Regions from separate parts of the Homo sapiens genome. Here region 2 is linked to region 1. A link is a loop called in an ENCODE intact Hi-C map of the cell type or tissue named here. Cell type or tissue: Panc1. All regions are shown on one strand. Links, peaks and the distances in the headings refer to the core of each region. The heading gives the core; the rest is flanking DNA.

Evidence for each region. A loop is a pair of places that touch in the nucleus more often than their neighbours do. Peaks named below come from ENCODE experiments on the same cell type or tissue, not always from the same donor. Only the 100,000 strongest peaks of a DNase experiment are listed, where the experiment ranks them.
Region 2: it touches region 1 in a loop (4-fold over the local background); 1 of 110 quality-filtered maps calls a loop at or near these places.

The regions. Positions count from the first base shown.
Region 1 is chrX:142,942,687-142,947,095 of GRCh38, reverse strand. No RefSeq gene overlaps it. Among named protein-coding and RNA genes, the nearest start is that of SPANXN4, 81 kb to the left of the region's middle. In Panc1, for the core only: no CTCF peak of the experiment used is centred there; no DNase peak of the experiment used is centred there.
Region 2 is chrX:142,997,215-143,001,623 of GRCh38, reverse strand. No RefSeq gene overlaps it. Among named protein-coding and RNA genes, the nearest start is that of SPANXN4, 27 kb to the left of the region's middle. In Panc1, for the core only: no CTCF peak of the experiment used is centred there; a DNase peak (open chromatin) is centred at 2,496; H3K4me3 peaks cover 658 bases.

The DNA of each region.
Region 1 (4,409 bases), core at 185-4,184:
GAGCCACTATATTACTTTTAAAGTCTTAGTTTACATTTAAATATCTTGGTAGAATAATCAGACAATCACAATAAGTTAGAAGATGCTGTCAGTGCCCTGCCAGATGTCCTCTCACAAGCAAGTGCGCTCTTGCCTCTTAACTGCTGTGAGTGCTGACTGCTCAAAATTGATCCCTTTCTCCAGTGAATTACTGTCTGCCACATAGAAGCTACCTCCAAGTTGCACCCACAGACTATTCTCTACTTATAACGAGGCTACTTCTCTTCTGTAGCGCATTTTGTGCTTCAGAGCTGCCCTTGGGATCACACTGAATGTACATGAATTTGAGACCATATTCTTGTTTAACAACTTCTTTGGCCCTATTCTGCTTCTCTCTCTCTTTCTTTTTTCCCCTCTGAGGACACTTCCTCAATAATTACTTGGACAAGAATGTCTGTCTATCACACATTAAAGGTTTACTTCTAAAAATCCCAACCTAAGGCCACCAACTAATATTTAAGGGGGTTACTCTATATTATGATATGCAATTCACTCTGCTGATTGCCTTATATATATGATGTCATTTAGTCGGCACAACTGTCTTATCGTGTATGTAGTATTATCTCCATTTTACAGGAGAGGAAGTTGAGAGAAGTTCCTTTCCCAAGTTTATAGCATTAATATGTGATGCAATTGGAGTTTAATGAATTAATACTATCTTTATAACTGAGGAGAATAGAAATGAACAAGACACAGTTCCCACTCTCAACAAGACTTATACCCCACAAATACATAAGAACCACAGTTTTAGAGATAGTTTTGATCTTATTGACAGAAATATACCAATACAAAGGTGTAGCATGCCTCCATATACCGGAAAACAGTCTATAGATTTTTGTTTTTACTATATTTGTGTGAGCCTATTGCTCAGTTCTATATTCCATTGATTCGTAAGTCTACACTTTCATCAATTCCACATTACCTTAATTTCTGTAGTTTCACAGTGAGTCCTGAACTCAGATATTGTAAATCCTCCAACTTTGTCCTTTTAAAAAATAGCTTTGACTTTTCTAATTATTTTGCACTTCCATATATATATTTCAAAATTGCCTTGTTGATAACTATTTTTAAAAGCCTGTCAAGATTTTGATTAAGATTACAGTAAACAGATTTGATTGAGAAGAATTGATATCTTCTTTGATTTTTTCATCCATATTTTCTATTTTCAACCTATGGAGCCTGTTCATGTTTTGTAAAATATGAACCTGGGTTGAGTTTTCGGGGGGGTATTATTGTCATGGTATTGTATTTTTTAAACTGAGTTATAATTTTTAATTGCTGGTAAATAGAAATATGGTTTACCTGTATATATTGATTTTTATATCATGTGGCCTTGAAAAAAATCACTTTACTACTTCTAGGAGCTTTTCCAATGATTTTAAAAGATTTTCTTTTGTACACAAACATGTCATCTGCAAAGAGGGACACCTTTATTTCTTCCTTTCCAATTTATTGCTTTAACAATTCTTTTTTCTCCCAGTAAATTCTTACAGATTTTGTTTCTCTGAAAAATTCTAATTTATTTATTTAAAACGTTTTTACTAAGTTGACAGTAGTTTTTTCTTTCCGCACTTTACAGATTTTACCCCATACTTTCTAGCTTGCTTAGTTTTATAAAGAGCTGTATGCTATAAGTCTATTCATCTGTATGTAATTGTATTAGTCCACTCTCACACTGCTATAAAGATACTACCTGAGACTGGGTAATTTATAAAGAAAAGAAGTTTAATTGATCACAGCTCCACATAGCTGGGAGGCCTCAGGAGACTTACAATCATGGCGGAAGGGGAAGCAGGCAGGCATGCCTTCTATGGCGGCAGGTGAGAGAGATAGTGAGGATAGGAAGCAATTTCAAACACTTATAAAACCATCAGGTCTCATGAAAACTCACTCAGTATCATGAGAACAGCATGGAGCAATCTGCCCCCATGATCCAATCACCTCCCACCAGGTCTCTCCCTCAACACCTGGGGATTACAATTCAAGATGAGATTTGGGTGGAGACACAAGGCCTAACAATGTCAGTGATGTTTTCTTTTTATCTGAAAACCTTTAATATTTTCGTTTTGTCTTTCTTTTTAGCAAACTGAAAATGATACACTTAAATATGTGAGTGTGAATTTGTGTATTTCGTTTATTCTATTTCGTGTTTTCTGAGCTTCTTAGCTCTGTGCTTTTGATTATATCATTAAATTTGTAAAATTCTTGGCCAATTTTTTAAAAATATTTTTCCTTCCCTATTTTCTCTCTTTTTTTTTTCTTGTACAATCTTAAATATGCAAATATTAGATCATTTCCTAATGTCTCACAGGTTTTGGATGATATGTTCTGCTTTCTTTATAGTTTCTTTGTGCTGCAGTTTAAGTAATTTTTGTAGGTACATCTTTGAGTAAATGAATTACTTTCTATATTGTGTTGAATCTAGTGAGGTTATTGTACTTTGCATGTCTAGCTTTTACATTTCATTCTTTCTTATAGTTTCCATTTTCTCCGTTAAAATTACCTATCTGATCTTAAATGTTGTCCACCTTTTTAAAATAACTTTCAGCATATTAATCACAATTATTTTAAATTCATTTTCAGATACTTCCAACATCTGTATAATATTTGAGTCTGGTTATAATGATTTATTTTACCCTTGGGAATGTTTTGTTTTTCTTGCCTATTTTCTGTTTCCTATTTTTTTTTAAACCAGCTCTCTTTTATAACACAGTAATGATTGCGATAACCCTTTTCAAATGCTTGAAAATAGGGGTACATTCTCTTTTGTTAGATCTTTATTACGGATATTTAAGTTAATCTAAATAAGAGTTTGAGGTATGTTGTTGCGAAGTTTGTACTCATTATATCCAGTCTTCAAATATGTTTAGAAAAACCCATGTTTAATATAGGGATTGGTTTGCCAGTGGATTTATTTTTCAATATATCGTCTAAACTCAGTTTTAAGTCTTCTCTTTGCAATGCGTCTTAGTGATCTATGTCTCTTGCAAGTTACTTGCTACTTGACACTGTGCTTAGTGGTAGGGGCCTGGAATGAGAATGCATTTTTTCGTTTTACTACTTAAATTTTAGTCTTAGGCAGGCATCTTGTCTTTACTGAGGGCTTGGTAGGCTTGTTAAAGTGGATTTAGGGTAGTCTTTACTCTAGAGCAGGGATTGGCAAACTTGTTTTATAAATAGCCTTGTAGTAAATTTTTTTCGTTTAGTTTTGTGGGCCATAGAGTTTCTGTGGAATCTACTAAACTCCTCCATTTTAGCATAAAAGTTGTCATTAACAATACATAAACAAATGGGCATGGCCAGGCTCCAACCCGTTATTTACAAATACGAATGACAGGCTGGATTACACTCAAGAACCATACTTTTTCATGTCCTATTCTAGATGATGGCCTTTACACATAAGGTTTAGGCCTTCTGGTGGCTGAGCAAAATCTGCAGGTATTAATGATGTCTATATTCTCTGTCTAGGTCTGATGTCTAATATGTCTATAACTACTCTACCTCTAATATCTGTTTTCCATTACCAACCCCATAGTAGCTATTTTCTGGTAAATCTCACGCAGACTCATTCTCTGAATGTGCAGCCCAGCCTTCAGCAAGTAACTCACAAGGGACACTCATGGACCTCTGTAACTCCACCATCCTTTCCTGCATGGCATTTTCCTTCCCAGTATTCTGCCCTTCAAACATTATATGCTTTAATTGCTACAATCTCTGAATTCTACATCTTCAGATCAATAGGTGGGCCACGCTGTCCTTTGACTCCAGCTCATTGGTCTGCATTAAGAAAACATTCCTATAGCAGAGACAGTAGTAATAGTTCCGATTCTTCTGGTTCTTTGTTGATGACTTATTTTTTTTCTAAAACATGTGCATTGTCTTAGGGCATATGGGCTGTTATAAAAAAATACCATCAACAGGGTGGCTTACAAATAACAAAAATGTATTTCTCACAGTCCTGAAGGCTAGAAAGTCCAAGATCAAGGTACTGGCTGGTTTGACATCTGGTGAAGGACTGTTTCCTGGTGTATAGGTAGTACCTTCTAGCTGTGTCCCCACATAGTGGAAAAGGGGAAGGCAACTTTCTGGGGCCTCTTTTATAAAAGGACTAATCTCACCCTCATGATCTAATCACTTCCCAAAGGACCCACATCCTAATATCATCCCATTGGTTATTAGGTTTTCAACATAAGTATTTGGCAGAGCTGGGTAGGTGCAAACATTCACACCATAGAAGAAATCTTATGTATTGTGTTGTAACCCTTTGGATCTTATTTAAGCCATCTGTTTTAGCTGGCTTTCTGTGATATCACTCTGGTAGGGGAAGAGAGAGCCACTGTCTCCTTTTTGCCAGGTAAGTTCAGAAATCC
Region 2 (4,409 bases), core at 159-4,158, 55 kb before region 1:
CACATCTTTATTCAATGAAGGAGCAGTGATGCACAGGGCTTTTTACAAGGCAAACTGCTTCAGAGACTGCTTTCCTAGCACCCAAACTCATTGATCTATCATGGGCAGACTCACACTAATCAAAGTCACAGAGAATGTGGTCTAAACCAGAATGCCAATTGATTTCTTTATCATGGTATATGACAGACTCAAGGGACTAAAGCTCTTCTTTCTTTTAGTTAACACATATTTAAGGAGCACCTGTGGGAGAAGTTAAATCAAATTCACAAGGTTTCTTGGTGAGTATGGCATCAGAATGAGGGGAGAAGCTAAATAGCTACATCAGATATGAGCCTGCCACTACAATATAAATATATCTAACATTGGTAGCCTTCCTGGACCAGGGCAGCCTGTCTCCTGGACTAGGATTAAATGGGTGCTGAGAATTATTCTTTGATAACCGTATTAGTTATCTATTGCTGCACAACACATTATACAAACTTAATACCTCAAAACACACACTTACGATTTCATAGTTTCCATGAGCTAAGAGTCTAAGCATGTCTTAAATAGTACTTCTGATCAGGCTCTCACCTAGGCTGTGTTCATTTCTAAAACTTGGGGTCCTCTTCACAGGTCATGTGATTGTGGCAAATTGAGTTTCTTGAAGTTGTAAGAGTGAGCTCCCCTTTTCTTACTGATTCTGAGCAGTGGGCTGTTCTTAGCTCCTAGAAACTTCACATAGTCCCTTACCATGTGACTTGCTTATAGGCCCTCTCACATGGCAGCCTACATTTTCAAGGCCAGCAGAAGGTCCTCTCCTCCAATCTGCTAAGACAGAGTCTTATATAAGGTAGCCATTATAGGAATGACTAGCCCATCACCTTTGCCATATAACTTAATCAAGTTATGTGATTATCCCTTCATATCCACAGGCCCCACCCACACACAAAGGGTGGTGATTATGCAGAGTGCCTACACCAAAAAACTGGAATTTTGGAGACCAAGTTAGTATTCTTTCAACCACAGTCACTCTCCTCGTTTTACGTGGTATACGTTAATGCAGTGGTTCTTCCTTCTCGTGGCAGAGTATAAATATTTGAAGATTTTTCCAAGTACAGATGCTTACATTTCATCCTTAAAATTCAGATTCAGTGCATATAGCAGCAGGACTGACCCACTTACAACTTTAAGCCTTACGTAGGTGGTCCTGATGAGGAAATCACTTGAGCTCCTGTTCAAGTTCTGAAAGCAGATCCGTATGCTTCTGAATCCTGATTTGAAGTTCGTAATTTACTAGCTGTGTGACCTTTGGAAACTCATTTAGTTGCTTGGTTGCCTTATCTGTAAAATGGGGCTGATAAAAGAATAACTTAATCTCTAGTTGTCTCACAAACAGACTTAATTACACCTATGCATGGAACATATGCATTAGCATATATGCCTGGCACATAGCAGGTGTTCAATTAATGTGGCTATAATTATTTGAGTTTATGGCTGATACACTTTCATTCTGATGGACAGTGAAAGCTGAGAAGCCTGCATTCATTACCCATTTTGTTTCTTTAAGGTGTCTCTGTAGACTGCCTATCTCTCCTATCATAGGATATTTTAGAGTTTTATAGTTTAGCTCATGGAGTGTAATCTCATATCCAGGTCCTGAATATGGAGGCAGGGAGTTGGCAAATACATTTTGCCTTCGAGTCTTGTGTATAGTAAGATCTGCCATTCCAATGGTTTGCCAACACGTGGCAGCTCAGAAACCTCTAGTTGTTTTTCACCTATTTGTTCACAATATACAGACCTGAATCATTATTTTATATCTAAGCCTAGTATGATGGTAGAAATTTTTTGTGTGGACAGAAGAAGATATTTCTCCCAACACACTAACTGATTTTATATCTAATGTCACACTGTCTCAAGATTGACAGCCAATAGAAAAACTGGCCTGACTTACGAATGATATAAAATCCTGCTATATTTAAATTATCCAAAAAGTTGTTCACTCAGATCAATATTCTGCTCAAATATAAGACAAAGGATTTTCACTCAGTGAAAGTCAATTTTTAAACACTTAACAAAGTCTAAAGTCTGTCTGAAGGCATTGCGTAACAGTGTCAATTCCCTGTTGTGGCGACTCACTAAATACTTATTGACTGAAAGACTTTTTGATTGTGACTAAATCCCATACTTAAAAAAAGAAAAGAATTTAAAAAATCTGTTTCAGTACCTAACTCCAGAGGTCCTTCTTGGCCGGACCTAATGTAGGAATCTTGCTACAGACGTTGTGTGAGAGGTAAATCAGCATAATAGGAATGGCACTGTAGTAGATATCCGGTGTCTGAGACCTGTGTTCTGGTTTCAGCTTGGCTATCTTCTAGCTGGTTTAAATAAAGGGAAATGTCTTAACCTTTCAGAACTTCAGTTTCTTGTTCTATAATATGGGGAAATGCTTCCTGCCCAAGTGATTCAGAAGATTATTGTGAAACTCAAATGACAGCAGGTCTGCAAAGTTCTTTGTGGGTTGTAACATGCTATGTAAATGCTGCTACTGATGACGATAACTGAAGAGTTCTAAAACAATCGTGATGACTTTAAGATTTCAATAAATGTGATAAATGCCATACAGCTGAATTATTTCCATCAAGCCAAAGAGATGACAGAGGAAGCTGAGGTCATTTCACTTACGCACATCACAATAAGCACATGCTTCCATTGTTCAACCGTGTCTGACTCTGAAAATGAGAATTTGCCATCACGTGGGAAGAGCTGTGTGGTGATAGCTTTGAGGTTGGTAGAACTCTTGATGTGCCGCTTCTGTGGCAGTGTGCATACTACATGTTCATCAAGATTTTCTTTTATTCCTGAGAATATAGGAAGACAGCATTATCCAAAACTCCCTTCTCTTCATTTCTTAAATCTAGAAGTTACTGTGTTACTGAGTTTTGGGCAATGCAACGTGTATGTATGGCAGTACTGTACACCACTTTCATTTTTGACTTCTACAGTTCTCTGTAGGATCTTCTACGCTGTGCTCTCCAGCACTTACCTCTGTCCTTGTGATTGGAAGTGGAGAACTCTGACATGGAGAAGTGGTGCCCACTAGGAACAGCTTTGGATTTGTACTGAGGGGGAGATAAATATTTGTTATGTTAAGACACAGGTTTTAGGCTTATTACACTGCCTAATATTTATTGCCCTGATTGACATAAATGCTCAAACTTTATAGACTGTGCTGTATTTTGTTGTCCTATTTTTGACGACTATTCAGACTGATACTTTGTTATTAATATTTTTCCCATAGTAAATTCCGAGGTTAATTTGGCTTCTGGAAAGATATAGCTCATATTGTCTATTCATGTGTTCAATCAGGTCACATTCCCAGGGAGCAGAAAATCATAGAACTTCAAGTATGGAAATTTATAGTCATCTAGTCATTCGTCTCCCCTCAACACACACACACACACACACACACACACCCCAGTTTCGGGGTGTAGCTGCCACTATCATGCCAAAAAGAAAAATAAGGCTGCTTAAGAAATAGTTCAAAAGAACTTTCATTGATACAATGAGATGCATAACCACTGTCTGTTCAGTTTGCAGAGGTAGTTTCATCTTTTGTGCGACATTGAACAAATTTCTTATTTCTCTGAGCTTCAGTTACTGATTTTTAAAACGAAAGTCCTGTTTTCCTCAAAGATGATTCTGAAGGTAAAATGAGAGGATGTGTATGGGAATAGAAAATTATAAATGCACATATCCATGTGAATATCCAAATCCTGAATATGCGCATTTATAATTTTAATGATTAATCAATAATTAAAGTATTTTAATGATTAATCAATAAAGTATTTTAATGATTAATCAATAATTAAAGTACTTTAATGATTAATCAATAAAGTACTTTAATTATTAATCAATGTACTTTAATTATTAATCAATAGTTGTCTTTATGTGATATCATGCAAGTTTGTTTAGATCCATGGTCAAAAGTGGTTTCAATTTTGTATCAAATGCAGATACCAACTCATATAATGTATCACTCCCTTTTGTTCATTGAAATTTGGACAAATCAATCAGAAAAAAATACCCAAAAGCAAGCAAATAGATTTACTACCAAACAAGGGAATTATATAGTATAGTGGATACAAGAATAGACTCTAAATTAAGAATGCTTTGGTTTTATCTGTAGCATCACTTGTCACTTGCTGTGTGACTTTAGACAAGTTATTTCTCCACCCTGTAGCAATCTTCTCATATGCAAAGTGCGTATAATAATAGTCTCCATCTCATAAGGTTGTTGTGAGGATTAAATTTGTTGACATATGTAAAATGCTTAGAATATTGTCTGGTACGTGCTAAATATGTATCACAGGATAGCATAGCAAATTATGTTATATTTAGGTTGGGTTTACTCTTCTCCATTCACG